Regions from separate parts of the Homo sapiens genome. Here region 2 is linked to region 1. A link is a loop called in an ENCODE intact Hi-C map of the cell type or tissue named here. Cell type or tissue: MCF 10A. All regions are shown on one strand. Each heading gives the region's core, and the rest is flanking DNA. Links, peaks and the distances in the headings are about the cores only. Region 1 overlaps FAM78B (family with sequence similarity 78 member B). Region 2 overlaps LOC112268276 (a long non-coding RNA gene).

Region 1 (16,252 bases), core at 5,272-13,271:
GTCAGGACAGGGGCCTTCTCCATGGGGTGAGGAAGAGGTGTTTAGAGACCCACAACCACACTCCTCCAGCAACACGCCATGAGGGGCAAGCTGAATTCTTCCACCCCAGCTCCAGCAAAAATCCTGGGCAAACATTATGATCGGCCAGCTTGGGTCGCATGCCCATCGCTTGATAATTATTGCGGCCAGTAGAATGGGGAATGTGATTGGTACCCAGGTCCCAGGCCCAGGCCTAGTCCAAAGTGGGAAGAGGAGTGGGATCTGGGCTGCAGAAGCCAGGAGAAGGTGCTGAACTGATGAGGACAAAAGCCCCTCATGATCTGACCCTGCTTTGGCCTCATCACTCACTATGCCCCACCCCGAGGCTGCCACCATAGCAAAACCAATCTCCTTGTAGTTTCCAGCACACACCAGTCTGCTTTATGCTTCTATGTCTGGCTCATGGGTTTCAACACCCTTTTCCTGGAACATCTTTTGCACCTTCTTTGGTTGGGTAATGCAGTCATCCTTCCACATTCAATTCACAGTTGCTTCTCCCCAGAATCCTTCCCAGAGCTCTTAGACTAGATTGCTTCTTTTTGGGCTCTCAGCACACCTGTGTGTCTTTATTGTAGTTACTATAGAATAACACTAAACAATGATGATAACAACAAAAACAAACACACGTAGCACTTACTATATGCCAGGCACTGTTCTAGGCATTTGGTATATTTTAATTCACTTGCTCCCATAACAACCCTATGAGGTGGGTACTACTAATAGCAAGTGGAGCTTGCTTTATTGAAGCAAGGAAACTGAGGCACAGATAATTTATATCACTTGCCTGAGATCACAGAGTTATAAGTAGCAGAGCCAAGTTCAAACCCAGGAAGTGTAGCTCTGAGTTCTGCTTTAGAAATAATTTAACAGGCTTCAGTCTACCTGGCTAGGCTGTGAGCCCTCCAGGGCAGATACTGTGACAGCCATCCTTGCACTGCTGGTATTGGCTGAGTCCTTCATGAAATACTGTCTGACAGAACTGAACGGAACCTCCTCTGTTGGGCAGCAGCAGGAGGAAGAGAGAAGTAGAAAAGGCCACTTGGGCCCTTGGAAGCGGGATCATAGAGGGCTGTGGAAGGAATGGAGTCACTGGAGTCAGTCCCAGGTTGGCTGCATCCTGGCAGACCTGGTGTGGGAGAAGGGACACAGACACCCAGCAAGCTGGTCAGTACCCTACACCCACCAGGTCACCTCTGAGAAATGTCTCTTCCCAACTCAGCTATACTTTCTCTCTCCAACTTGTTTCCTATTCTTTAAGCAAATTTGGCTTCTCCTATGGTCAACTGAGACCTGCCAGCACTGAGCTCTCACAATTGCAGTACTTTTCCATGCATAACTTGATAAGGCCTATGTTGGGGTATGCAGGTTCTGGAGTGGTTTTCATTCAGAGCTGATTTTCACCCATTAACTAAATTGAGCTAATCCCTCAGTTTAGCTTCTTTTTCCTATGGTTGTGGGACCAAGCGCCAGGCAGGTCTCTGACTCACTGTCTTTCCTTAAATAAGCCATTGGATGCCCCCTGACTCGGTTTCTCCAGTTGCATATTGAGGCTGAGTCTAATAACCTGCCTCAATGGGCCTCGGAGCTCAGTATGAGAGCCTATTTGTCTCCACTGGGAAAGCTAGTGGTAAGAGGGAGGGACTGCAATCATTATGGCCAGTCATTAAACACGGTCCATCTTCCCTGCCAGTGGGACCTGAAACTTAACTACAACCTGACAGCAAATTTATCAATGTCAAAGTCAGATATGATGAGAGAAGCCTTTTATTGAGTCCTTCCTATGGGTCAGGCATTGAGCTAAACTATTAACAAATACAATTGTTCCTCTCTGTCTGTGGTGGATTGGTTTTATGACCAATTCAAATACCAAATACCCAAATCTGCAGATGCACAAATCCCATATATAAAATGGCACAGTATCTGCATATAACCTACGCACATCCTCCTGTATACTCTCAATCATCTCTACATTACCTATAACACTGAATACGATGTAAACGCTATGTAAATAATTGCAACATTATATTGCATTTTGAATTTCTGTTATTATTGTATTGCTACTTTGAATTTTTTTTTTTTTTTTTTGAGACTGCGTCTTGCTCTGTCGCCAGGCTGGAGTGCAGTGGCGCGATCTCAGCTCACTGCAACCTCCACCTCCCAGGTTCAAGCGATTCTCCTGCCTCATCCTCCCAAGTAGCTGGGACTACAGGCATGTACTACCATGCCCAGCTAATTTTTGTATTTTTAGTAGAGACAGGGTTTCACCATGTTGGTTGGCCAGGATGGTTTCAATCTCTTGGCCTGGTGATCTGCCCACCTCAGCCTCCCAAAGTGCTGGGATTACAGGTGTGAGCCACTGTGCCCGGCCTATTACTTTCAATTTTTTTATTTTCTGAATATATTCAATCCATGGTTGGCTGACTCCTTGGATGCAGAACCAATGGATACAGAGGGCTGACTGTCCTAATTTAATCTTCACAAGTCTGTGTTAATCCTTTTGACAGTTATGATTAAGTACCTGTAGATGCCAGGATCTATATTGGACACTTGGGAAACAGCAGTGAATAAAACAAAGATCTCTGACTTGTATATGGACAAGCAATAAACACAATAAATGAGTAGTAAACTACAAGGTAAACCATGTAGTAGGTTAGGGAGAAATAGTATGGATGAAATAGTAGAGCAGGTAAAAGAGACTGGGAGTGCCAGGGAATGGTCCAGGTAGGCCTCACTGAGAAGACGATAACTGAGCAAAAATTTGATGGAGGTGAGGGAGTTGGCCATCTGGGGGAGGGGCATTCTGGGCAAAGGTCTAAAAGTGAGAGCATGCTGGGGTGCTCAGGGAGTGGTAAGAGGGCACGTGAGGCTGGGAAGGAGTGATGATGGAGAAGATGAGGATGACAGACAATGAGGGGCCACATCATATGGGGTGTAATATACACAATAATACATGATAATTATTGCATTATGTAGGCTACAATATTGAGTACCAATATTAGTCCCATTTTATAGATGAGGAAACTGAGGCAAAGGAATATTACATATCTTGTCCAAGGTGACATAACCAAGTATTGGAGCTGGGAATGCACCCAGGTGGTCTCAGTTCAGAGCTTATGTGTGCATCCTAACGCTAACACATGGAAACCAAGATGTTTCATGGTATCTTCCCCTGTCAACCAACTTAGGCACAGTAGGACCTAAGACTCAGATATTTGTGATCTGGAAGGAATCCAAGAGATCTCACCTGATTCTGTTATGGTAGAAGGAATAAAAGATTTTGAGGCTGAAGGCTGGGTCTTTCTCTCTCTTACTGGGTGACATATAATGTTAAACTTTCTGAATGTCAGTATCCTCACCTGAACAATGGAGAAAATCACTCCTGCTTTACAGGGTTGTGAAGATTGAAATGTATGCATGTCCAAGGGCTTTGAAAAGTGCTTGCAGTTCCTCTTTCATTTCCTACCACTTCCCCAGCTTTTGGCAGCTGCAATCACTGACAATCCATCTCCAAGTTCAATTCTGCCCTAGACAGAGACTGCATATATATTGGCTGCCTCCACCCCAATCACCACCAGTCCAGGAGGGAGCTTGGAATTAAGTCTTTCTCCAGACTTTGAGCAGAAGGGTTTACCTACGACTGTGGAAGACCACCTCCCTTTTTGTCTCTATTACATGGAGAGTCCAACTTCCTTCCAGGGGACTCAGGATCTGGTGCTTGAGGAGTCTCTAACCTTGAGACTCTGCAGTCCCTTTTCTACCAACTGGGGCCTACTGTATGTGCTCACAGCTCTGTTTAAAGTGTTAGGCACATATTAGGTGCTCAATAAATAGCTGTTATTGATAATAGTACTAGTAGAAATTGAATTTGTTGCTACCAAAAATGTATTGCCAGTTTGAACAGATGTTGGTAAAGGAAAAGTTGGTGATGAAAAGAGAAAGACAAATTTAGTTCAAAAATGTGTCTGACTGCTACTGTGTGTCTGTAGCAGGCGGAGGGGGTGGATGCAGTGAAACAAACACACCAAGGTCAAAGAGCACACAGACCACTGCTGAGGTTAACCCAAAGGCTAAGGATGGTACCAAGATCACACCTCACCTGCAATAGCCCTGGTCCATCGGGTGGCAAATGGATCCACACATAATTACTTGGCACACACTGACGATTATTTTAGAAGTAGCAGATATAAAACATAGAGCCACCATGTCAGACAAGATATTTTGCTAGTTGATAAAAACCACCTATGAAATTGGCCTCAGTAGTATAAGCTTTATTGTAGGAGCACTGGAAAACTTATAGTAAATAAAAGCCTAAAACATAGGAAGTGAAGGAAATGTGGAAACTGAGAAATAGGAGAGCTAAGCCAACAAAAGTAATTCTGACACCCTATTACCTATAGGAGCTAAACTTTTCTTCTTTGCAGTTCATCTCCTTTTATTCCTCTTTTATTTATTCATTCATTTTATACTTTCCTCATTAATTTTATACATTTATTTCATTCCTCCTTTATTTATTCCTCACTCCACAAAGGCCATAATGAGCACTCAATGGACTGGAGGAAGCCTGCAGCAAGAGAAAGAAGAGATGCAAAGGGCCATGGCAGAAGTCAGCAGGTGGACAGAGCCTGGGCTGGCAGTCAGACACCTGGGGTCTGGTCCTTGCACTGGCACTGAATCACATCCCTCCCTCTCTGCACTCTGTCCCTTATAAAGTAGGCAGTTAACACCTGAATTAGTTTTCACTGTGACAACTGAATGCGCTAATGTTGGTGAAAATGCCTAATTGTGAAAGGCTATCCCCATGTAAATCACTGTTCTTTGGTTGTAAGTCAGAAAATAGAGGAGAGAAGGTTTCACAGCTGGATACCACTGCTAACATTCACAAGCTGAAGCCAAGGGAGGTTTGGTCTTCGGGCATCTCTTTCCACTTTCCCACTGGGAGAGAACATGGCATTGAGTCTGTGAGAGACAGTGGGTGAGGCAGTATGACTTGGTTCCCTATGGCAGACCCACTGACACATGGAGCATCTCTTTGGCTGGTTAGTAGATAAATATTAATGACTAAATATGTATGCAGGGTAGAAGATAGATGAGTGTCCTGGGAGCCATTACTTTGATTGTCCCTTCTTAGATGCATTTAAGGATCTCAATATCTTAATTGTATAGAGTGCTGGAATGAAATAATAGAAAGCATGGGAGGAGGTGAAGCAAGGTTCATGGGAGGAAAAACAGACCAAAGTTGGGTCACCTGCTGGGGGGCCAAGATGCGAATGTGATTGAGTTGTCCCTGAGAACATAAATGTGGGGATCCTGCTCACATCCTCAAGAGTCCAGGCTATGCTTCTCTGTCTGGGTGTGTGAGCAGTGGCAGAAGGCCCAGCTGTGCCAATTCAGTGCCCAGAGCCCCTGCTGTGGGCGCACTCCTGTGTATATAGATTTAGAGCATCCCAGTGTATTGTTAGAATATTAGGAAAAAGCAGCATATGGCATGTGCTCCGCATGCAATTCTGCTCCTGCTGTTAACTTAGTTAAATCCAAAGTCTGATTCTTTCTGCTTATAAAAAGTGCTTTGCACAGGAACCAAAGCCCCAGGCTGAGTTGCTTTTCTTTTCTTTTTTTCTTACTGTTATTTGTTGAGGGCCATATAAATAGTCCTTAAACGATAAATGGATTCAAGAAGCCCATCTCTGCAATGAACAAAGCATCAAGCAAACACTCATGTGCCTTTTCTCCCAGGAAGTGTGTGAGACCTTTTCAGGCATGGATGTGGATGAATTTAGGAAACCCTCAATTTTAATGTTTTACCTTGGCCCTTCTCCAGTGCTCGAACTTCCTGATTCCTGGTTCCTCCTCTTGTCTTCTCCTGTTCTATTCTGGGAAACCCTTTTCTCTGAGCTCCAGAGTCAAAATTGTAGTCCTCTCGTCCTCTTCCCTTTCTTCACCTTCACAGACCCTGCTGCTTCTTCTCCTGCACTTTCTCTTCCATTAACCTCATCCTCCCTTCTCCTACCACAATCACTCTATTCAGGTCCCCAAGCCACCTTGTGCTGGCCTCTCCTTACTCTAATCCATTGCCACATGACCCTCTTCAACACAGCTATGGCCATGCCATGTCACTGCTAAATTAGGGACAATGAACACATTTGGCATTCCAAGCCTCCGTAGACTGATCACAAGGTCTTATCTCTTGCTACCTTCTCATCTAATCCTATGTGCTTTCTACCCTGGGTCACTGCTCCCTCTGATTCAAGCCCCTTCAGGCTATACCAGCCTATCTCTGTCTACTGAAACCCAAACATCACCTCCTCTGTGAAGTGCTTCCTCTCTGACACCTGAGCATGCCTTTCTGGTCTTAGTCATTTCTGTGCTTAAATATTCCTCCCATGAGAATGTGTCATCCATGAAAACAGGCACTGCTACTCACCTCTGTGGCTCTTCACACACAGTAAATATCAAGCCCATTAGAAAAGGACAAACTTACCTGAATCGCATGATGTGAAAGCATGGACGTAACAAGTCACTTGCTGGACCACATAGGGATGTGGATAGAATATGCTGTTTCTTCTTTCTGCTTCTACGTAAGTATAGACAATCAGAGAAGACTGGAATGCCAGAGAAGGAGGAAGACAACCATGATGTCTTATATTTTCACACAGTTATTTAATGTATCCTGCTAATCCTATGAGTTAATGCAGTGGTTCTCAACTGGGGACAATTCTGCCCTTCAGAGGACACCTGGCTATGTCTGGGAACACTTTTGGTTGTCACAGCTGGAAGGTACTACTGGCATTTAGTGGGTAGAGGCTAGGTATGCTGCTAACATCCTACAATACAGAGGACAGCCCTCTGCTGCCACTCCAACAAAGAACTAACCAGGCCAAAATGTCAATAGTACTGCTATTGAGAAACCCTGAATACTTATTAATTAAAATAAGTATTATTAATCAAGTTGAAAAAACTGACAAACAAGTGAGGTGGATTGCCCAAGATAGAACAACTATTTAAGTGGGAGATACAGGCCTAAGCCCCGGTTCCCTGACTCCCAGACCTGTGCTCTTTCTCCTGCATTGTGTGTACATCTGCACAGCCAGACACTGTGGCAGAACTCAGAAGAAACAGAACCAACAAAGAATGCTGTCATTACTAAGCTTGGCCGATGTCACAAGGCTGCGGGCCCAGGAGGTAGAATAACTTGGTGTATCTGCATCTCCCCAGGTGCTTTTTTTTTTTTTTTTTTTTTTTGATACAAGAGTCTTGTTCAACATGTTGCCCAGGCTAGAGTGCAGTGGTGCAATCTTGGCTCACTGCAACCTCCACTTCCCAGGTTTAAGCAATTCTCCTGCCTCAGCCTCCTGAGTAGCTGGGACTACAGATGCGTGCCACCACACCCGGCTAATTTTTGTATTTTTAGTAGAGATGGGGTTTCGCCATGTTGGCCAGGCTGGTCTGGAACTCCTGACCCCAAGTGATCTGCCCGCCTCAGCCTCCCAAAGCACTGGGATTACAGGAGTGAGCCACAAGAGTGAGCCACAGTGCCCAGCCCCCTAGGTGCTTTTTAATAGTGTCTCCAAATTATGTAAGACAGTGAGAGGCAATGTCAGAAGCCCAGCAGGCAGCTAAGGCCCATCCCAGTACACCAGGCAAAACTGCTCCAGAGTTAAAGCAACTCCACTGTTCCACGTTACAGAGGGGGTTAAAGGAGAGCAAACTACCTCACAGTAGTGGGCAGCTGAACCCTCCAACAGACAGTGACTTTACTGAGACCAAGCAACAGCAACGTTAGTTTTCCTGGTACGTGTGTCTGTGAGAAGACCTATCTTAGGGGGCTCTGCTGGGTAGAACTGGGCTGCATGAAGAATAAAATTTGACTGATTTGGGCTCAATATGAAGAAGACTGGGGAGAACTATCTAAAAGGGCACAAAGTTCCATGTCATTGGGGTTCAGGACACTGAGTGTCCCTTAGAAGAAAATAGTAAACATATTTTTACTATGTTTTATGAAAAAAAGTAAGGTTACGTGGCTATGCACTAGTTGGAGGTCCTGAACTGAAGACCCCAGCGGCAGGGCTGTCTAGGGGTGGGAGATGGAACCTGAAAAAATCCTGCCCTCACATGGCAGAAAATAGTCAGCTGGGGGCAGAAGACCCAGGTCTTAAATTGCAGTGACAGTGGTGTACATGCATTGCTCTCCCTCTGATGAAAGCTGTTGACTTCAGTTGAGAGAGACTTCTGCTGCAATCTGAGGCTGAATGTCAGGAAGGCCATATAAAAGGCAAGGCCTAAGCACAATTTTCTCCAATTTTAAAAACTTGTCAGCAGATACCTCTACAGTAAGAGCAACAGGCTATGAAGACTGGAAACATATTAGCTGTCATCATAAAATAAAGTAAATATGACATGTTTAGTGATGTCCTATCATTACTATTGTGTAACACCAGAATTAAGCAGTTCACATAATAGCTGAAAGGATATGTTTTGGTTTTTCTGTCCTCTCTTTGCTACCCAGAAGAGTGGTTCCAAATCTCCCCTCTCCCCTAACCCTCGCGGTGTGAAGAACATGACACACTGGACTTGACTAGCAAAATCTAGCTTGCGATTTAACGGTGTGATCCTGGGAAAGTCATGTAATTTTTATTTTGCAGTTTCCTTATCTGCAAAATGGGGATAATATTACTGCTTACCTTTATTGGGTAATTGTTGAGGATTAAGTGAGATGTTTGTGAAGTGCAAAAAAACCCAGGTGTGTGCAAAGTAAGTGGCTTGTGAATGTCAACCATTATGACAAAGGGCTTTACCATATGCCATCTCCCTTCTTGTACAGCAGTGGGAGATTCCCTCCATCCTCCCAATGAATGAATCTCCACCTAAGTATTGCTCTCTTTTGCCAAATCATTCCACCTAATTAGACAAAAATTTTCATGTTAGGATGAAGTCACCAAGTTCAAAAGCCACTTGCTTCTAGTTGTTTTCTGTGAGGAAACCACTACAAAGATAATACTACATCAGCTAAGTGTACCAGAAAGGCCAACTTTGTTATTTTATGCCCCATATTGTTAGATAAACAGTGACTTGAGTTACAGTACCAGCTTATGAGTGTGACAAAACTGCTTCATAGTATCTGCTGGTTTCTCAAGATGAACCATGATTAAAATGATAAGGGCAGTTTGTAGGGGTGTAACTGCCATATTTATGCCCTCTGGGATATGAGAACAATCTCTGGGGCTGATCTAAGGTTATCAGCAGCACTGAGACTTTGTTGAGGAATTGGAGCTTTCAACAACGAGGAAAGGTATGAGTTGTTCATTAAACTGGTAGGATCTTGGCAGGGCAAGGAGATTGCTGACTCTGAGAATAGCAGAGTGGCCCTGCTTTTCTCTTTGAGCACATTATTTCTGCTAGAGGTTAGACCCCAGTGTTTTTCTACTGGCTTCCTGGAGGAAGAATAAGGGCTGAGCTGTGCACAGCTGCATATCCTGACCTAGCAGCTTCATGGTAGTACCGGAAACTCCTCACAAGGTCCACTCTGGTCTTCCTCAAGAGCTGGTTATGGGAATTCTCAGGAGAAGAGAGGATACCTGTTATTGTGTAACTTTAGGTTTAGAGTTACATTTTCCTAAAGACAGATGTATGTTAGAGGTAGAATTTCTTAGACAAAACCAAACCTGCAATTTGCATATTCTGCCAGCAGGTGACAGCGATATGAAACAAAACACAAGATGTCTTTGCTTCATGTGGGGATCTTTCTGCAAATCCCACAAATGTGTAACTGTTAATTTCAATGATTTATTAAAATATTTGCAACTTTTAAATAATATTAATCTGTAAAGTTGAGCAATCTTAAAAAAAAAAAAGAACCGTAAATATAATGTGAAATAGTGAATCTGATTTTTGGTGGTTAGAAATGTATTCCAGTGCTAATCTTATGCCTAATTAATTAGAGCAGGTCTTTGCACACCTGTGGGCTTCAGGCTACGGCCTTTCTCAGGCCGTCTGCTTCAATTGCACTGGCTTCTCCTTCTCTGATGGCCACTCGCGAGGTGCTTACCATTATAATTGCCGTGTTTTGGAACTCCCATCTCCTTTCTCTAAACATTATTATTTATTGAGCCCTTACTTTATACGAGGAACTAAGTGAGATAACTTCATGCCACTTGTCTCATTTCATCCTCATCACCCCAAAGGTTACATGTACTTACCTCCATTTTACCAACGGGAGACTGAGAGTCAGTGAGTGACTGAGCCCAGACCTGCCTAACTCCCACCGTATGTTCTCCCCACTACCTCCCTCCTCAGGTTCAGAGAAAAGAAAGTTTGGGGGGTTTCCCCATGCTGTCAGGGGTTTTTCTGCACTGTCCCTACAACATTCAGTTTCTCCTGTCAGAAGGGAGAAATGCTCTACTTTATCCTTTTTGGAAAATAAGGCAAAGCAGTCCCCCATCCCACCCCCGACCCCACTATTCTTTTATTCTAGGGACTCCCTGAATGAGTGTGCATATAATATTTATTTACTGATCCACAGTATTTTGCTGCCAATGGGGCCTTGGAAGGCATTTAATCCAACTCCCTTTCTTTGCAGAAAAATGAAGCAGAAGTGCAGTGTTGCCCCTAGTCAAGCAACTAGCTAGTGGCAGAGGCAGGACTGCAGCTCAGGTTTCCCATCTTATGGTTGGGCTGAGTACCCCCTAGCTTTTCCAAATCATTTGAGAGAGTTCTGAAGAAGTGGCCATTTGAAAGACACCAGAACATTAAAGTAGTAATAATAATAATAATAATAATAATAAGTATAAGGTTAAACTGACCTAAAAAGACTGGAGCATAAATAGGTAAAAAGGTTAAACTGGCTTAAAAATTTTGACTGGAGCATATGAATTTAATAATACCTCAGTAGGTCAGACCAGCATTCATCCACCTAACATTCTGTTCCTGATTGTGGTGTCACAAGGCTCACCGGAGAATATGGGGGATCCATTCGTAACGATAACTTAAAACGATTAGAAAATGCTCTCTAATGTCCCTTTAATAACTCAATTTATATCTGTCATCCATGATGCTCTCTAAAGGTTCGTGTCTAGAATCTATTGATAATTTCAACACATACTGTTTCTAGGAGTAATGATTTTCACACATTTACTACCTACAGCGTAAAGTACTGCTTCCTTTTATTTGTCCTAAAACTATCAAGCTCTTTGGCTCTGCTCAGCAGGGCAGGATGAGAAGCCTTTAACATCTTTCACCTGAAGAATTATTTTTAAAGAAGCTAATTAAATGTACAATGAAAACAGGTATGTTACTATGCAAACACATTAATTAGGTCAATTGTGAGGTCCCTACACGTTCCCTGAAAAAGTTCAGTCCACCTACAGAGGTTAATTTTCCCCAGATGACTTCCAGCTAGAACTACTTCCATAGGAATTTTCTCTAAACAGCTGTATCAACACGGCTTATAACTGCCTCAGAAGAAAAAGTGAAAAAAAGCAAGACCAGTGGGCAGGAATGTATAAACTATAAAGTATAACAGCAATGACATCTTGAAAGCACATTCTTTTGTTTTCAAAGTCCAAAACTCTGAGAACAATTCCTCTTTGGACAAAGGGTACATTGGTAATGGTTAACCAACTCCAGCATCTAAAGCTAAAGCTGGGAGATGGCATAGCAGGAAGCATCATCCTGATGATGATTCACATCGCACTACCTGAATCCTTCCACATCAGGATTTACAATGAAAGCGTGTATCATGTATTGCTCCTTGTCTGTTTCACTAGCAATAAGTAACAAGATTCCATTGCTCTTCTACTCAGTCCAGTAGCATGAGACATGTTGGGTGAAGACATTCTCCTTAAAGATTCAAAGAAAGGACATAGATAGATAGCACTCTGAGTATTCTTTTGCAGGTGGGGAAAAGGAGAAAGAACCAAACTAGAGAGAATTCCAAATGGAGCTGTTTCCACCATGGTCTCAGGGTTCTGGACTACCTGCCCCAAACAACACAGGAGCAGCCATAGCACTTTTAACTCAACACCATGACTTTGTCAACTACGGAAGGGAGGTCTATGCCGAAAGAATTTTTCTTCCTCTGAATAGTCACATTCTGTGTGTGTTCTGCAAAGATGGTGCAAAAGTTAACAATCCAAGGTATTTTAGAATCAGTACAGACCAGACTTATTTTCCAGAAGTTGGTTTTTGACATATTAACAAGAGATCTAGTCTCCTAAGACCTAGAATATCCCCAGGGGTTCCTGCATTCTCAACATGAAGCAGAAGGAACATTGCAAGCCTCAATGCTAACTTTTTTCAAACAGTTCTTTTAAAGGGGACTTGTCACTCATGAGTATTCTAGGTGGGCTAAGTACAGTGTCTTAAACAAACCTGCCAGTAATTTGCTTGTCTGTGGGACCAGCTGGGAACTAGCAAAGGACACTGAGGATGTAACAGAACAAGACTGTATGAATTCTGATGCATGGAGGGTGTCAGAGATTTAATAAGAGTTCAATCTTTTAGCCATGCCTGAATTCACAGCATGGCTTTTTCCAAGAAGTGCCAAGTGCTTTAAAGATGACACACTAATCTTCACAGAGCCTGGGTGATGGAAAGCCTGAGCCTGCAGGGACAGGGTGTGAGGGTTGGGGAAGCTGACTTCTAGCTGTGTGCTGGCCCCCATGAGCGGATCAGTGACGTAGGTAACAGAGCAGCCATCTCCAGATGCCTTATCTCTCTGCCCTCACAGCTGCTGCTGTCTCTGCCAACTCTCATTCCAGTGTTATTATGAACCAGGACCCCTTCCTCTTCCCCTCTTTACAACAGCATAACTTTACCGATAAGTAATGGCAAAAAAATAAAGGCACCAAAGAGCAGATGAACAAGTAAATGGAAACAGGATGATCTACCAAAAAGAAAAAGCAATGAACTCCTGGAAGGCAACGTTATGAGATGAAAAAATCCACCTCTACCTGAGGCTCCAGGCTACCTTGCCCCTAACTGGGCCGGTGACTCTGATTTAGAGCAGTTGCAGCAACACAGCTTGCCTGGATGGTCAATAGTCTAGGCTCCTGCTCAGTTCCTGAGAGGGAAGAGGGTCTAGAAGATGCCTGATGGGGAGCTCAAGTTGCTGTGTGTTAGCATAATGCCTGGCACACAGTTGTCAAGCACTGACGTCTGCTAACTGAATGCACTCGTATGGCTCATAACTATCATGTGAGGTAGGTGTTATTACATTCTGTGAGGATACTAAGCTCCTAATGGAAAGAGAAGGGGCCTGAACCTAGATCTTATTTTAGTCCTTTACTTTTCCTACAGATCTATAGAAAAGGAGTGTTCCAGGATGACGTGATGTAGAGAGCATGAGGTTGGAAGGGAGGAGACCAGTTTTCTATGCCCAGAATGCTAGACTGGAAAAAAACTTGGAGAGCTAGTTGAGGAATGGCAAGCAATTTCCTTTTATGTGCTAACCCTGATTTTCAGCAGTGGTTGCTGGCTCCCAGGAGCCCTGTACTGAGGACTCTGGGCTGCATCTGGCTCAGCAGGACAGTGAGCTATGATCAATTAGCCATGTCTGCCACAGGCATGCAAAGGACTGAAAGGACTAAAGATGTCCACCATCCGCCATATTTTCTTTTTCTAGTCCAACCTATTTATTTTATAGATAATAAAATTAAGCATCAGAAAACAGATGTATTCTAAGTTACATAGCAGGACAGTAGCTGATATGTGAACCCAGGATTCTTGACTGTAAGTCCAGTACTTTTTTTTTTTTTAACTATGTTGGCTATCCTTGTCCTAATACTAGTTATACTATAGCTCCACAAGTATGGATAAATGTGCTCCCTGTGACTGAGTTTCCTCACCTGCAGATCAGAGGAAATAATTCCTATTTTATCTATCTCACAGAAATACTGACAATCAAATAAAATATTAGAATTCCAGAACTTTGAGTTCTGAGGCCATGTTCTTGCTGTTGTACTATGATGTTATTAGTAAATAGATGTGGAAACACTGAAAAGCATAAGCAGCACTACAAAATGCAGAATAGTACTATGGGAAGTAAGGAGTCTGGGCTCTATCTAGACTCTGCTTCAATTGCTCCATACCTGCAGGCTTCCTGTCTACATCCCCACATGCAGGAATGCAGGAGGGAACCAAGGTTAACAGCAGAAACAGACCCTGGTCCCCCTGTAGGCAGCTGGTCTCAGGCATGTCTCAGAACAGAGCAGGTGGCTGGAGGCAAAAAATACTGGCAGGGCAGGGCTTCTGCCCTCTTAGATCTCTCTAGCCCTCCTTCCTGCTCTCACAGTGGGCATCCCACTAGTCAATGAGTATGAACTTGTGTTTGGAACCTGGGACACTGCACCTAGACTCTCACCTTTACAGAAAGAGGATGACGGCAGTAGGACCTAGAGGGGACGGAGGCTGGGTTTCTGGGACTTCAGTTGGTGGTTTCCTCATGTCTGTCTCCTACTTCTGCCCCTCCTCACTCCCCTCATCAAAGGCTTCATCCCCAACTCTCCTGTTCTCTGTCTCCTCCTTCTCTTCCTCATGACTCACTCTCTCTGGTCCTTCAAGGAAGTTGCCCACCCCCTGTGTTTCTCTTTCTTCATCCTCAATATCACAGGGATCTCAAGAAAAAGCAACCCCTCCACCCAGACCCCCACCACAATGCATGTTTCTAAAGTACTATTTTTTAGGTGCCTTTTCATAAGAACAGCCCACTGCATCTACCTTATCTCTCTTTTTAGAGTGACAGTTACCATTGAGAGGAGGTCATGATTTGGCTTAGTGGTGTTAGAATAAAGAGATCACACATCTTCGCTAGCCTTAGATTCATGGGATTGCTGGGCTAAAAAAACCTAACAAGGTCATTTAGTCTAAGCAGCCACTGGAAGCAGATTTCTAAGTACTAAACGTATTCCTGAACACAAAGAGCTCAATAGTTCACAGGCAGCTCGTTTTGAGGGTCCAAGAAGCTCCTCTCCATTGTGTTTGTTTTTGAATTGTTTCTGTTCACTAGAATGTCAACTCCATAAAGGCAACAAGATTTTTGTCTGTTGTATTCATTACTGCATCATTATTGCTTAGAATAGTGCCTTGCACATGGCAGGTACTCAAATATTTGTTGAATGAATTAATAATTGGTCTTATTTATAACCTGTGGGGCCTTTCAAGATAATCTAATCCTTTTCATCTTCTACATGACAACCCCTCAAATAATTCCAGACAGTTGTCATGTTCCCTGAGTTGTCTCCCTCCCTGAATATTTTATGAAGAATTTCCAGATCCTTTGTCACATTGGGGTGTTCTCCGAACGTACTCCAGAATTACAAAGCAGCAAGGGGGACACCAGAAATTTTTCTAGCTAGCCCACACTCTCATTTTACAGACAGGAAAATGGAGGTCCATAAAGGTATAGCAGCTTTGTTAGAAGGGGAAGCCTAGACTCAGGGTTTTATCTAGTTGGAGATGAGCCAACATAAGAAACTTTGTAGGCAAAACAAATCCCAGACCAATACATTTCCCATCATCTTGATGCTGTCCCTATCAGTAGAAGAATTCCAAAACAAGTGTCTCCAAGACCAAACCACTGTAGTTTTACATGCAAGCAGACTCTTTATTCATTCAACAGGCATTGAGAGTACTGTATGTGCTATGAACTATGCTGAATTTTGGGGATACAGAGTTGAAACAAAAGTCTCTACACACTTGATACTTACAGTCTAGTGGAGACACCCGAGACAATAATTAAAATTCTATAAAATGGCCATAGTGATAGAGGGGCAGAGTCGAGAGGGAACAGAGAAGGAGCCCATAAGGCAGCCTTGGGGAGGTGGTGAAGTCTTCCTGGAGGAGGAGGTGGCATTTGAACATCAACAAGACCACACGCATCTGGGATGGGTTTGTGACTGGCTTCAGCACCAACTCTAACACATAGTTCTATAGCTGGCAGAGGAGGCTGCAGGGCTGGTCTTAACCAGACTAATGAATCCCAAAGGCTGTTCTTCCTGTGGACACGATCAACCAGGTCTGTGCTGCCCCAGAAACAGCACAGTATGGTCTTTTAACCAGAGAGCTGAACCAGAGAGCTCATAAGAGTTGCTTCCTCATGAAAAAATCCAAGTTTGGCTGTCCTGCTGTGAGGTTGGAGGGAAGAGGCTGGGCTTTCCCACATGCAAAGCCAGGTGGCAGCCTCCCTACTACCACCACCAGAGGAACCTTGGAGGAAGGATGT
Region 2 (16,252 bases), core at 2,849-10,848, 52 kb after region 1:
TAGTTCCAGGTCCCACCCCTCCTGGTCTGCCCCATCCAAATTGTGTCAGGGTCAAGTGTCTGCAGACACAACAAGAGGATTCGAGAAGCCAGTGATGGGATCTTCAGGGATCGACTGTTCAGGGAGTGCTGCTGTATGCTGTGTTTACTTAGAAAATGCAACGTGTGCCTCAGTTCAGGCTAAATAAACACAACATGAGGGCAGAAACCTTCATGGCATTTACCACTAAGATAAGTAATTATTTTTATTACTGCTAGAAACTATTGATTTACGAATAGAAAGGAAGTCCAAATCACATTAAAATAAATGGAATGAGCAGGAAGAAAGGAATAAATAGGAAGAAATAATACAAAAGGGAAGGAGAAAACCTGAGAATCCCTTTACGTTGGGTATTGTGTTTACTGGAAGAGAAACTAATTTTATCTATATCACTCAATAAGTATCACACACAGTGGAAGCAAAATAACGTTAGTGTTTACACTTCCTGAGGCGGCTGGGGACAATAGCCACAATCCTGCACTGACTTGAGATAAGCATCGAGCAGGTCACACAGCACAATTTCATTTCCCAAGCCCCTCGTGGTGCTAGATGGGGAAGGCTATGCTATTTCCCTAAAATGTTTGAAGCACAATTGATTATGTCTTACATAAGCCCTCAGGCTGGCACTGGGAGCTTTATAGGAAAGTGTGCATCTGAGACTTTTTGCCTTTCCATTAACAAAGGACTGGTAGTGGTAGTAACTCCTTTGGTGTTGGGCAAGTCACAGAAATTCTTTGAGCCTCAGCTTCTTTGTTTGCATTTGTAATTCAAAAATATCTTCATGGCTGTTTCCAGATTTCCTCCTGTTTTTGTCTTTGGAAACCCCTTGATAACTGCCTAGGACAAGAGATGAGTATCTGATAAGGAAATTGAGATCTCATAAAAAGATGCTAGTCAGTTCTTTCATAGAAATGAATATGAGTTTGGGGGATGGGAAGAGACTAGGATAAAGAGAAGACAAGGGAGAGAGGAGAGAGTGAATGGCCTACTAAGATGTGTATGGAGATCTACCCATTAGAATAGGGAGGTCCGATATTCAGTTTTAAGTGGTTTCTATTATACTTTCATGTGAGAGACCCACTTCTCCGTATCTCCAAGTCTTCAACACAGTATGCTTTACATACACAGTCCCTGCATGTATATGTGTGTGTCTGTACGTAGATTGAAGAATAAGAATGAGTTCTAAAGCTGGGTTAATTCTAGGGCAAATCTATAGAAACAACTATGAGACAAAGTGGAGACCAAGAGTTGAGAAGTTACATGAAGTCAGAGTCAAGGGAGACTATGAGGACATAAGCCCCCTGAAATTGACAGAAATCTTGAAAAGGAAATTGGATTTCCTAGTGACATGGGATGAGAATTTAAGTCAATCTAAATCTTTCTCAAGGAGAAGGAAAACCTGAGCACACCTGGGTCACATATAAAATGAGAAAAATAAGGATGACACAAGAGCAGAAATCTTTGTGGACACCACCTTCGGAATGAGTAATTATTTTTATTACTGCTAGAAACTGCCCTGCCTTGATTACCTTATATGGTTGTCATGAGTTGAGAAGAATAATGCATGTGAAAAGATTATTGATGTCAGATATTGTTGTTACTATTTTAGGGGACTTAAAGCCTTCTCTGCTTGTGTCCCAGACTTTATCACCCAATTTCCAATCTGGAAAGCATTACACAAAGGTTATTTTTTTTTATTCTTGTTTGTTGGAGATCAAGGGCCACCCCATGGGACAGCATCTTCCTGAGCATGCTATGGTAATAGCTAAAATAAATGCAAAGCTGAGCAATTTGGCAGCGGTCTAGAGAGACTGAGCAATTTCCTGCTTGAAAAAGAAATTAAAATACTACATTAAACTTATGAAAAAAATGAGTGACCAATCAGAGGCAATTCAGCTCCTTTTCTAGATGAGAGAGAGTGATGGGTCCTGAAAAGGGGATTCTAAAGAAGTTCTCAAGGTAAGGAGTAGAAGCAAAAGCCAAAGTGATCTTCTCTGTTTCTCATTTATTTATTTATTTTAGAGACAGGGTCTTACTCTACCACCCAGGCTGGAGTGCAGTGGTGCGATCATAGCTCACTGCAGCCTCAACCTCCTGGGCTCAAAGGATCCTCCCACCTGGGCCTTCTGAGTAGCTGGGACTACGGGCATGTGTTACCAGGCACAGCTAATTTTTAAACATTTTTTTTGTGGAGACAAGGTGTTGTGATATTGCCCAGGCTGGTCTTGAACTCTTGAGTTCAAGTGATTCTCCTGCTTTGGCCTTCCAAAGTGCTTGGGTTACAGGCTTAAGCCACAGCACCCGGGCTTCTGTATTTGATCTAAGGTTTACAGGGATGTAGAAACAATTGAGCAGAATGTGTAAAGGTGAAGACATCTGAGCAGAAATGGTAAAAACCAAAAAACAGACTGGGAAGTTAGTGTGATGAGATATGTGCCAAACAACAAGAAAACCACTCCCAGGCACATTAGACGAGGGCAGTGACCCCCAACACCACCCAGGTGGAAGCCACTGTCACCATGGAACTGGCAGGCTTTGTCCAGAAGATTAGATGATTTCTAAGATGTAAAATGGTAAACTTTCCAGGCATCAATCGGGAAATTGTAGGGCTCTCCTCGTTTGTTTCCTCTCTTTCAGGAAAGCCTATTCTTTACTTCCTGTTGTCCAATGTCTGAAATCTTGTTTCATAAAGTTTGTTCAGTTTTTAAATTATTTAAGGAGGGAAAGAAACTTAGGCTATTTTTATTCCATCTTGGTTGGAAGTGAAAGTAGACATAAAATAGCTTAAGGTGAAATTGCTTAAAGATCTGACTTTTATGGAGCCTCAGATTCAAAAAATAATGCCATGTTCATGAAATCCTAGAACATGAAAACCCTAGAGTATCTAGGGAGCAAGAGGACAATCTCAACATGCCTAAAATCTGCACAGTTTGTTCCTTTCTGCCTCAGATAGAAGCACATGCTGGGCCCTGCTGAAAGCTTTGCTAGAGTAAGACAGAGGAGCCCCCAGTCATCACTGGATTCTGAGGCTCTGAGCTTACCCTTCATTTCAGTGAATCCACCTGCCCCACCCAGGGCCCTGGTCGCAGTAGATTTGCCTGGTTTCCTTGAAGACTATTTCTACCCACATTTCAAGGGAAACAGGCCTGAGCCCCATGGGGCCTACTAACACCTCAACATTAAAATTCAAGACTGAGACATGAAGCCATCCTCCCAGGGCTTCAATTCTGGCTGGCCATAGGAGATGATGAGGAAGTAGGACAGAGTGAGTTTAAAACACAATTAACTCTGTAGCAGCAGACTTATGATAAATTACTTTCTTTCCTTACAGAAATTCAGATTTCCTGGGTTGGAGGGACCTGTTGAAATAAGGAGTAAGAGCTGGGCAGCTTCCTGTGCTGTAGGGGAACTGATGGCCTGGATGGTTGAGCATCCCTGATGACTGCCCTCTGGGAAAAAGATCTTGAAATAGAATTCTCAGGAGGCTAAGCCTCTCCCCGAGGCTTAGAATCCTTGTTTCAGAGAGTCTGGCCAAATGGCCTAGAAGATTCTTTTCTGGTACTCCTTGGAAGTCAATATCATTTCCCTTCCAGTTTCTTTTTATTGAATCAGAGAATAGAATTGAATAGAAACCAATATCAAGGAGGTGCAGTCAGGGTGGCCATGACAAGGGAAGATTCCGCCTCCTTGAGTGACCATGAAGCCTTTTTTGTTAGGGCAAACTGTGATGGTTCCTATAATGATGATACATTACTGTAGTGATGACAGACACCAGGTGTCATTTCTGTGCACAATACATAGCAGGCCCTGTTGATTACAGAGTATGAGCACAGGTGTGTTCAATGCTTCTGAATCAGCAGCAGTGCCCAACATAGGTCAGGACACACAATAGGTATATAGCAAATGCTCACTGAATGAACAAGCCAGAGAGTTCCATAATTGTCATGGACTTGGACAGGGCCATGTTTATTGAGCTCTTCCCGGGTGGATGGCACCAACAATGTGTCATACAAAACTCAAAACACCTCACCTGCCACAGGGAGTTTTCCATTCTGGGAGTAAAAACTGTAGTACAAAGTTGTCATCTCTACAAAAGCAGTGTCTCACAAGTCCCTGGAGAAAGAGATCACTTCATTCTATCTTTTTGCTTAAACAGTAGCCCTCTGCGGCACTATCTGTCTGTTTTCTAATCAGCATGTTCTGAAACCCTTCCTATGTTTAGGACATTTTCTGCATTGTAAATCTCACCTCCTTAAAAGGAAAGCCAGATATTTGCTTTCCCACTTCCTTGCAGCTAGAGCATATTTACCAGATCCAAGTTTTGCCAATCAGACCCATGGATGGAAGACTTCAATTAGGGAAAGAACAGAGTGAGGAAGCAAGGGCTGTAACCATTTTCTGATGAGGATAACTATGGGGCACTTGGTTGTTAGGGGTAACAGAGGCAGAGTTTTGGGCTTCCAGGGCCCAGTATCAGGGCTGTGGTCTCCGTTGGAGCCAACCACAGTGTGGTCCAAGTGTTTTCCCTGATCATGTTACCTCCAAGCCTGGCTTTCTGACCCTCCTGGAGGTTTTCTGAGCTACCCAATATCTTTTAATAAATTCTTTTTCTGCTTAAGGTAAATGGAGGCGGTTCTGCTATGTGTAACTGAGAACCTGATAGATAACTCCTCTTGGTTGTTGGTTGTTAAGGGCCAGTGCTTCCTGTTTATGTGAATGCAAATTAAACTCATTTGTTCTGTGATTCAAGGTACAACTTTCTAAGGGTTGCTAGGTCAGAATGAGCAAGCAGGTCCCAAATTACCCTTGAAGGAGTGAGTAGAAATCTCACTTCTGAAAGCTTCCTTACAGTTTCTGCATTCTAAATATACTCAGAATGAATCACATTAGTTTGCTTCTGTGCCTGGACCATCCAGTTTTGGTAAGTACACCTGGATACCCAAGCCAGGGACGTGCAGTCATCCCAGACTCTTCCTCTCTCTCACCTCCCAGTCACAAGCTTCTAGAATTTCATTTCATTACTATTGTTTAAGTTATTGCTCTTCTGCACATCCCGACAGCTCCTGCCCTGGCTTAGACCTCCATTCATAGTATGTGCCTCCCCGTTCAGCTCCCTGCCTCTAGCCTCTTCACATTTCAGGCCATCTTCCATGTCACTCAATTTAGTTAGGTCACTCTCCCTTCTAGGAGGAGACGAGTTTTTGAGCTTCTTTGTGATCTTGCCCCAGACAACTGTTTTAAACTCACTTCCTGCTACTTTCTCATCATCTCCTGTGTCCAGCCACCCACCAGTCTCCAAACACCAGGTTCTCATTGCAGCATCTTAAGAGTGCACTGCTCTTTCTTCTCGAAATGTCCTTTATCAAATCATGCATTTGGCATACTCCTACTCATCCTTCAAGATTTTGTGAGAATGCCACCAACTCTGGGAGACAGATTCTGCCATTTCCAGCAACGTGAAGTGCTTTTGTTCCCCCCCTTTGCTCCCAAGGCACCATTCCCCATTCTTCTAGTATATCACTTAACCACTTCAGTGTTGTTATTGACTGAAGCATGTATCTTTCCATTAGACGATGAGGATGTGAGAGGTAGAGCTGGAGTCTTCTTCATCTATGAATCTCCAGGGCTGAGGATGGTGCCTGACACTTAGTAGGTACTCAGCTCATTCTTAAGAAATTAATTAATTAATCAATCAATCATAAAAGCAATTTCAGGAAAGAACCTTGAAACTAATCTAAAACTTTGGGAACCTGCACTTCCAAATAGAGGCTGTTATTAAAGTAATACGATTCTATTCACTCCAACCATACATGTCTTCTCTTCACTGGGCCAAAGGCACCCTCACCCCCCAGGGGAATTTTTCTGCACAGGCAGCTTAAAGGCAGACCCAGAAAAAGAAATTACATGTACCTGCTAATTTACAAACACCTAGATATCTGGAATAGTAACTAACACAGAGCTCACTAATAGTTGAGTAATTAATAGTTAAACATTGGCATTTAACAAAATGATGTTTTCCCCCTTTTCTACCCAAGCAATGAGTTTAAGTTGAAAATGCCCAAAATGGCTTGAAATGGGAGGAAATCATTCCAGACACCACGTGTATTTAAAAGGCAGTGCCACTTGTGGGCGTTCTTCATTGCTATCATTAACCACAACGGTAACAGCAAGCATTTACTGAACCCCCACCAGCCAAGGCAGAGGTGCAGAATTGAAGGCAGGGCCACTTTCACAAAAGACTCTCATACAAAAACAAATTATGCCTGCAAATTAAATAAATTTGAAGGGAGACAGGTGATAATTCACAATCCAAAAAGACCCTTAGCTATACCAAAGGATCTCCCACAGGGCTCTTTTGAATAGGAAACTCTGTGAGAGCACTTAAAATATCATTGAGTTTATAAGGAATCGATTAAGAACTAATTCTTTTAGAAACCAATCTATTGCACAATGGGGGTGTAGCTCCCTTTAGAATTGCAGCTCCAATTTTTGCCTTGTCAGCAACCTTCACACAGCAACACTATGCAAAGGAAAGTATATGGACAGGGTCTGGAACCTGGGCTTGAGTCTGGCCTTTGGCCATGCTGACTGAGCATAGGCAAGCTAGCCTCAGTGTTTTCATCTGAAACTGGGACAAACAATCTTGGAGCAAGAGGTGAAAAAGAGACTGAATGTGAAGGGGCCCATGACATAGGTGGTTGTTCATTCATTAGCTTGCTAGGACTAGCATAATAATTTACCACAAATTGAATTACTTAAACAACAGAAATTTATTGCCTCACAGTACTGGAGGTTGGAGATACGGGATCAAGGCGTTGGTGGGAGTGGTGCCTTCTGAGGGCTGTTCCACATCTCTCCCCTAGCTTCTGGTGGCTTGCTGGCGATCTTTGGTTTTCTTGGCTTCTGTTGTGTCACCCCAATCTTTGCCTATATCATCATATAGAGTTCTCCCTGTGTCCACATCCAGTATGACCCCATCTCAACAGATCTGTAATGCCCCGATTTCCAAGTAAGTTCACATTCTGAAGTACTGGGGGTTGACACTTTAACATACTAATTTTGGTGGGGCACCCAAATCACACCATAACAACTCATTATTGTTCTCAAGTCACTGAAATAACAGACAAACTGTGTTTTTCTCTGTTAGATATTTTGCTTTTCTTGGCTAGATGTTGCCAAGTGAAAGGTATTTTTATAGAAACAATAGCAAGCCACAAAGAGAAGTGCTTGGACACAGAAATTCAAGGCAAAAGGGACATTTTAGCAGAGAACAGATTGGGTTACAACTTGGGCAGCAAATCCAGTAGCACTTTCATTTATTCCTGCCATCCTTTTCGGGAAAGGGAGTGTATTCAGCGTATTCATCAGCGTTTTGGTCACATCCTCCTTACCACATTGAGGAGTACGAGGGAGGCCTGGCATTCTTCTTGTAATGACTCACTTTTTTGCAGGAAGATTTCTCACACACAGGAATAATCCTTCTGTCAGGTAGAGACAGCCCTCTGCCTCCAGAGTTCTGCCAAACCAGTTACAGAAACAACGAATCGGTCATTCCTTTCTAAGCATGGGTTTTATTATTCTCCCAAAAAAGTAAATTGATGCTACTGTCCTATAGATTCTATTACTGTTGAGTTGCTGGAGATTTGGAGATCAGAGGCTGGAAGAAATAACTCTGGAGGCTTTAAAGTCTGTGACATACTTGTTTTGTGTTCTGGCCCGCACAGGGATCCTGAGTTATTTGGGTATATAGTGGTAATGGCCCCATTTGTTCCCATCTTCCTGCATTCGTGCATTTGATAATGATCTCCCCCACTGCCTTTTGGTACAGCCAGGTGTCTTGCTTTTGTCAAAGGGAGTAGCTTGAAAAGAACTTGTGCTTTAGGGTTTATCCTTCTGCTGCTCTTGCAGCCTCTGCCTCTGCCACTGCTTGATCAAGCTCAAGCTAGCCTGCTGGAGGAAGAGACACCACATGGAACGGAGACAAGCTGTCCTAGCTGAACCATATTTGATTAACCAGCCAGCTCTGCAGCCGATCACAGACGTGTGTGGGAATCCAGCTTATATTGGCTGAGCCTGGCCCAGGCTGGCAGAATCGCCCCACTGAGCCAAGCCCAAATTGCAGATTCTCATATTTGTGAGCTAAAATAATGTTTGTTTGTTTGTTTGTTTTGGGTTGTAAGAGACTTGGTTTTGGGGTGGTTTGTTGTATAGTAAAACCTTACTAAACACAGATATTTCCCCAAAGGTTTTTCTAGAGTCTAGTACCACTGGTGAGATCATGTGTTTTGAGATTTTAGGAACAGTTTTCTATAAAGCTGGGTGAAATTAATAGATAATAGATCCTAGGCTAGGAGGTGGGACACCAATCATGCTCTCCATCCTTTGGGAGCACAGGCTTTGGAGTCAACTGACTTCAAATCATGCCACCGTGTCAAGGTGGGGTAACAGGTATAATAAGCAACATAAAAATCTCTGTGCTTAACACAATAAAGATGTATTCCTTTTCCATGTCAAGGTCCAGTTATATATATTTAGTGTCTTATACATGTACAATCAGCTGCGGAGTTGGCTGGGGGCTGGTTAATATAAGAAAGCTCAGCTGGGATGTCTTGTCTCTGCTCTATGTGGTATCTTATCCTCCAGAAGACTAGCTTGAGCTTGATAATACTTATATATGTATATCGCTATGCAGAGATTCAGGGACTGTGATAGTTAATTTTGTGTGTCAACTTGACTAGATCACAGGATGCCCAGATCTCTGATTAAACATTATTTCTGGCTGTTTCTTTCAGGCTGTTTCCTAAACAGATTAGCATTTGAATCTTTTTACTATGTAAGAAGATCACCCTGGCCAGGCGTAGTGGCTCATGCCTGTAATCCCAACACTTTGGGAGGCCAAGACCAGCCACTTAATTGAGCTCAGGAGTTCGGGACCAGTCTGAGCAGCATGGCAAAACCCTGACTCTACAAAAAATACAAAAATTAGCTGGCATGGTGGTATGCACCTGTAGTCCCAGCTACTTGGGAGGCTAGGTGGGAGGATCACTTGAGCCTGGGAGGTGGAGGTTGCAGTGAGCCATGATTGTGCCTCTGCACTCCAGCCTGGGTGGCAGAGTGAGACCCTGTCTCAAAAACAAACAAATGAAAAACCCCAGAAGATAGCCCTTCCCAATGTAGGTGGGCCTCATATAATCCTTTCAGGGCTAGAATAGAACAATAAGGTAGAGGAAGGGAGGATTTGATGGCTTTCTCCCTGAAGGCTTGAGCTGGGACATCAATATTCTTTTGCCCTCAACTCTGTGGCTCTTAGGCCTTCAAATCTACCCAGAGGAAAACAAGTCATTATATGAAAGAGATATTTGCACACCCATGTTTATAGCAGCACAATTCGCAATTGCAAAATCGTGGAACCAACCCAAATGCCCATCAATCAACAAGTGGAGATATATATATATATATATGAGATATATATATCTCATAGTTTATCCACTATCTATATTTATCTATATATATCTATATATGTATCTATATATCTATATATATCTATCTATATGTATATCTATATACATATCTATAGATATATATCTCTATATATATCTCTCTATATATCTATATATATATCTATAGATATATAGAGATATATATGATGGAACACTACTCAGCCATAAAGAGGAATGAATTAATGGCATTCTCAGTGACCTGGATGAGACTGGAGACTATTATTCTAAGTGAAGTAACTCAGGAATGGAAAACTAAACATCATATGTTCTCACTGACATGTGGGAGCTAAGCTGTGAGGACGCAAAGGCATAAGAATGATACAATGGACTTTGGGGACTTGGGGGGAAGGGTGGGAGGGGGGCGAGGGATAAAAGACTACAAATAGGGTGCAGTGTATACTGCTTGGGTGATGGGTGCACCCAAATCTCACAAATCACCACTAAAGAACTTACTCTTGTAACCAAACACCACCTGTACCCTAATAACTTACGGAAAAATAAAAAATAAAGTTTTTTAAAAAAGATGGTTCTGTTCAGTTGTCTTCTTGTCCAAATGCATAAGTCCAACTCTGGGTGGATCAATTATTCCCACACACAACTCCTTTTCCAAATGTCTCACATTCTTACATATTTATGTTAGTGGTACCGTTATTCTCCCAGTCTGAGTAATCTTCAGCCCTTTCTCTTTTATTTTCTGTAGTTATTCAAGTTCTTTTCTTTTCTATCTGCCCTGGTTTGGACTCAGGTCAGCTTGCATCACACTCCCTATAACCCATCTGTGCTCTGCTGCCAAATGAACCTTCCTGAACACCACCTTCATCATGTTATGTCTCCCCTGAGAATCTGCAACTGCTTCCTGCCGCTATTGCATCACGACAGCCTCTCTTAAGGCCAGAGGAGGCTAGAGCCAATGATATGGAAGCTCCCAGCTTCCAACTAAAGATTTTTTTCTCAGATCTATGTCTAAGCCTCATTGTTCAGGAGAAAACATGTAAATGGGGCAAAAGAAACACCATTTTTCCTCCAAACCCGAGAGGGCTGAGCTGACAAGTTTAGGGGCCCAACAGACATTTCTTGAATAGAGAAAATAACTTTTGGATAGTGTTTGAAAATATAACTTCCTTAAATGATATAATTTGCCCATATTCATTCATTGATGCCACTTTAGTTATCTGTAGCTACATTAGTAAACTATCCTAAAATTTAGTGGCTAAACACAACTATCTTATTTTATAGTTCTGTGAGTTGATTGGGCTCAGCTGGGCAGTTCTTTTGCCCTCTCTCTTGGGTTCTTTTAGGCAGGGATAGTCAGAAAGAAGCTTGGCTGGTTTGCTGGGACAGTGGGGCCTCTTTCTCTCTTCCTGTAGGCTTAGAACCTGTGTCTCCCCATGTGGCCTCTCCAGGTCATCTTTCAATGTGGTCTTCCCAGAAGGGCAGCCAGACTTCTTATGTGGAGGTGCAGGGTCTCCAAAAATGTAAACGTGGAAGCTTCCAGGCTTATAACACATAAGCCTCTAATTGGCACCATGTCAGTTCTGCTATTTTTGTTAATTAAATCAAATCTCAGGGAAGCCCAAATTTAATGAATTCACAATAAAAGTGTGAACATGGAGAGGTGTGGCTCATTGGGAGCCATCTTTGGAGACGAGCTACTGCCTGTGGCTGTTCATGATTCGTGAACTTCCTATATAAAAAATACACTCACCCTTGCAAATCTCATTCCAATATGGTATCAGCTTGAAGTCCAGGATATTGTGCACTAAATCATGTCCCAGAATGGGGCTTTTGGGATGAAGTTCCTTATGTGCATTTTCTCAGTTGCAAGGACCAAGGAAAGAAAAGGACAAGTATCTATATCTCACTCACTAACATTTAGTTAGTTGAAAATGAGACAAGAAAATGACAATTGACTTTCCTGTTCAAAAAGAGGGGAAAAAAGGAGAGATGATCAGTCACTGATTCATAGCAATTCTGAAATCCAGCCTGACACATGTCCCAATTTTTCTGACTTGAAGCAAGGGATATTCCTGATGAAGGCTCACTTTTGTTCTTTAGAAGTGGTTCTGCTCAGCTTTTGGTCTCACCCTCTGGGATTCGAGCTCTGCCTCTGAGTCATACTTCCTTTGTCACAGAAATGGCGCACATTTGTAGCTGCATATCTGTAATCCTGCTTTCTGCCCTGTGGGAAGTTGGGGCCCAAAGCAAGAGAAAATTGTGGTGGCTCACCTCAAACATGCCTCAGTGAACCATGCCTCCTGGTACTCATGCCCTCCTGTCCCTCCCTTACCCACTGAGTCTGGGCTGGCCCTGTGGCCTGCTTTAATCAATGGAAGATGGCAGAAGGAACACAGCCAGCTCTGGGCAGAATCAAGCTCTGAGTACAGTCTTGATTCTGTACTTTTGGGATTCCTAAGAATGTAAGAAGTCTATCTACCCTACAGGAAAGACCACACAGAGAGTCCACATAGAGGGGGAGAGGCCTGAGAATACACAAAGAGGGAGAGAGACCAAGTCATCCCAGCATGTCAGGTGAGCTTCCAGAAGCTCCATGCTATTTGAGTTTCCATTTCATGGAAAGTACATGTGAGAACCCAAGTAAGACTACAGAAGAACTTCCCATGGAGCCTAGCCAACCTATGGAACTGTGAGAGATAAGAACATGAATGTCTTTTTAAGTCATTAGAGTGGGGTGGTTTTCTTTGCAGCAATAGATAACCGAAACATATGTATTCACTTACTGAAAGTTATTTAACTATCCATTGGTGCCTGATATCCGTCTGTGCCTGATATTGTGTTAGGCCAAATAGATGCAAAGCTAAATAAAGCATGGATTCTAAACTCTATCTTGTTTATATATGTTTGTTGGTGAAAAATCTTTGTAAATAGAACCATTTTAATGGCAAAATATTTATGTTTAAAATATACTTGTAGTGAATCCTTTCATAAAAGAAATAACTACTCTGAGATGTGTCATATTTTTCATTTTCTTCAGGTTAGACTTTTTAAATAGTGAAGTATTCCTGAGGTTTTAAAAATGTAATATAATTCAACAAATATTTTCTGAGTACTTATTATGTATGTCTTTTATATAACTTTAAAATCTATGTACTCAAGTGAGATTGGGTTGAAATTCAGGTACTGTTTTCCGTCTGACTTCTATTAGCTCACATGGGGTTTGTTGTCCTAAGTTAGTTGGGGATCCTGTTTTTGTCTATTAGCGTATATTCTTGTAACTATTATGCATCCCCTGACTGTTTTCTTATTACTTCAGCAAGAATTACACTCAGTTGTTCAGTTTTTAAATGACGTAATTAGCAGCACTATTTTACATTCTCTTTAAAATTCTGTCTTCAGTTGGACTCCCTTCCCATCACCCTCTCTTCCTCTCTGAGTGTTACTCAACATCCTGCTAATGAGTTCACGTTCCACCCTTGGCCCTCCACGAATTACTGTCCAGGCATTTGCAGACCTTCCTGCCTTAATTATTGGAGGAAAAAAAAATCTCTTCTTGGTTTTTCCTTGCTAGACTCTAATGGCTTTGAGCTTCCAGTCAACTTATGGCTCATAGGTCTTTGTTTTCACAAAAACAGAGACCATAAAGCAGAGAGGAGCCCTGCATATCATATAATTTTATAGATGAGCACACTTTGGACCAGGGAGCCAAGGGACTTGCTCACAGAATCACTGTCGCTAAGGGCAGAGCCAGGGCCAGAACCCAGAAGTCCTGGCTTCACTAATGCAGTGAATGCACTGTGAAACCTCATCATGCTGATGTAAACACACTCATTGATGATTGATTAATCAGCTTTTATTTATAATTATTGATGGACTTTAATGAAGCCTCTGCTCTATTTTCAGTCTTAGGCTGAAACTGGGGGAAAATAAGAGAAAAAAAGAGAAGCATGGTGGATTCAGAAATTGTAAATTATGTAGCAGTAGATCATAGTGTTTTTAGGGTTCAGAATTTTGGTGAACACTCTTGCACCTCATATTAATTTATTCAGTAAATATTTATTGAGCACCCACTATATGCATACATATAAGCATGCATGCACACATAAACCCAACACACATTTTACCTAGAAATGTGTGAAATAGTGTACAATATCCTCATAAATATCTTTATAATACATACAATTACAAGTTTCATGCCTGTCGCAATTAGTTGCTTCTTTGGGAAAATGGACACTGTGATTCATGGATATTTTCTCTTTCTAATAATTTGCATGTTCCCAGTTCTTAGAATTATCTGATCATTATATTTCATAATAAGGGATCTCAAATTCAAATGTGTTCCCAGGCCATGCAATCAGTATGAATAAGTGAAGCAGGCTGGGTGTTACACAGGTAGAGGAGGGGAGACTATAGCAGCCTTGAGACCACAAATCCTGTTTAAAGGGGGCAGTTGCTATGTCAGATGGTTGTGGTCATGTGGAAATTCAAGGGCCAGTATTTCTAAAACTTCTGAATTTTCAAGAGATGCTGGAAATCTTTAATTTTGTGCAAAATCTCCTGATTTTTAAAATGTTGGTGATCAACTAAAAAATGTAAAACCACTGTGTGGGCCAAACTAAACATGTTTACTAGACTCAACTCCTGGGCAGTTTGCCCCGTCACCCTGGTGTGTGCCTTCTTCATGGTCAGGGATAATGGTATCCGCGCTCCTCAGCCACGGGATTTTCTCATTTTCTGACAATTCTGTAAGTAAGAGCCTTGAGTGCAGTGGCTCTTACTAACTGACCTCTATGATGTGGTCAAACAATCACCCAACTATTTTCTTGGTCAGCCTCCAGTTGACATCATGAGAAAATAAAAATCCCTTACTAGACTAAATGGGGAAACAGTAGTTGCTTTTAAGACGATCCAAAAAGGGATTGCCTTTGCCTACTTTTTATTAGTTAGAAATGTATTAATTATTCTAGAAATTAAAATATAGGCCTGCATGCAGTGGCTTACACCTGTAATCCCAGCACTTTGGGAGGCCGAGGTAGGCGGATCACTTGAGTTCAGGAGTTCAAGACCAGCCTGGGTAACATGGCAAAACTCCATCTCTACAAAAATATATACAGAAATTAGCTGGGTGTGTTGGTGCACACCTGTAGTCCCAGGTACTTGGGAGGCTGAGGTGGCAGGATCACTTGAACCTGGGAGGCAGAGGTTGCAATAGTGTTGATCTTGCCACTGCACTCCAGCCAGGGTGACAGAGTGAGAACCTGTCTCAAATATGTATATATATATAATATATGTATTATTATATATAATATATATTATATAATATATAATATATACACACACACATATATATACACATATGATACATAGTATTGGCAGTGCCATCTGATGAGTGTGTTAGATGCCCATTCTTATATGGGTCATGCTAACACATCTATATATGCGTTTCTTCAAACCCCAAAATATTTATTAACCCCCAAATAAGTGTCTGGTATCGGCTCAAACTATTCAGTTCAAGGTCCTCAAAAGTCTCTTCAACTTCAAATTAAATTTTCTGTTCTCATTGCTTGTTTATTTCATTTGCTTATTTGTCAAATACTTAATGAGCAGCTTCTGCGTATCAGATACAGTTTTAAACACTAACACTATCACAGTGAATCACAGAGACATAGCCTATTCTCTCATAAAGCTTACACCTACTGAGGCAGCTGGGAAGAAAATAGTCAAGTACAGAAATGAATAAAAAAGACGGTTTCAAATAGTGATCGCTGTTATGAAGAAAGTAAAATGGGGAAATGTGATAACGTGATGAAGGGAAGGCTATTCTGTGGAGTTATTGGGGTGGGAACCTGAATAGTGTAAAGTGGGCAGCAATGCAAAGGGTTCCAGTCAGGAAACAGACCTGGGGCCAAAGCCTCAAGGCAGAGATGGGTTTGAAGTGTTCAAAGATCAAAAAGAAAACTTGTGTGGCTGGACTTCGTAGCCTGACTTCTCTCCAGCATTTGGAACTGTTTACAACCCTGGTCTTGGCACAGCACTTGCCTGCTTTCTGCTCCTCAAAATCCGTTTCTTTGTCTGGTTCTCTCCAAGGTCCTGAATATAGCCGTGCTTCCTTATGAAACTTACAATTTCAGGTAAATTTTAGATGCATAAAAGGGGCAAGGCTTACTACCTTCTTCTTAAAACTTAAGGCTTCCTTCTCTCTGGAACCCAGACACATTTTGTAATAGTCCAGAAAGATGATGTCCTGAACTACAGTGATAGTGGGTGTAGAATCATTGGTACCTGATACACATATTAGGCATATGTGTGTGGGCGTGGATGTGTGTTGTGGGAGTGTGGGGAATATTCAGGGTGGATGTTTCCAGAGCATCAAACTTGAATAACTGGGTAGTTAGTGATGCCACTCATGGAGATTCGGAAAGCAAGAGAAGAAGCAGGTTTCATTTAGTTGCAGAGCAGGGTGGGTGGGGACACATAGTGGAAGGTCAGACAGAATGAAAAGAGTGTTAAAAAGAAGTTCCTGAATCTGAAGCTGTGACTCTAGGAAATGGGCTCTTACTGCCATCTCATATTGGAATTCCAAATTAGGGTTGACATAATGAGAATATGGTTCTATAATGCTACTGGACTCTATTATTATTCTGTGTTAGAATAAAAAAATTTTATAGATTGGTCTAGAAACTTACTCAGCAATAAGAGAATTGCTTCTTAAAATCAGAATGCTACGAATGTTAAATATTTAAAAAGTTAAAAGTTGA

Evidence for each region. Hi-C counts contacts between places; a loop is a spot of excess contacts. Peaks named below come from ENCODE experiments on the same cell type or tissue, not always from the same donor. Only the 100,000 strongest peaks of a DNase experiment are listed, where the experiment ranks them.
Region 2: it touches region 1 in a loop (13-fold over the local background); 3 of 110 quality-filtered maps call a loop at or near these places.

Annotation. Positions count from the first base shown.
Region 1 is chr1:166,123,727-166,139,978 of GRCh38, forward strand. The region is part of intron 1 of FAM78B (family with sequence similarity 78 member B); the gene reads right to left. Among named protein-coding and RNA genes, the nearest start is that of MIR921, 23 kb to the right of the region's middle. RefSeq lists enhancers at 4,678-5,179, 14,216-14,385. In MCF 10A, for the core only: a CTCF peak has its summit at 9,705 (motif pointing right); a DNase peak (open chromatin) is centred at 9,725.
Region 2 is chr1:166,177,674-166,193,925 of GRCh38, forward strand. All of the region lies in intron 1 of LOC112268276 (a long non-coding RNA gene), which reads left to right. Among named protein-coding and RNA genes, the nearest start is that of FAM78B, 19 kb to the left of the region's middle. RefSeq lists a silencer at 4,775-4,904. In MCF 10A, for the core only: no CTCF peak of the experiment used is centred there; a DNase peak (open chromatin) is centred at 7,438.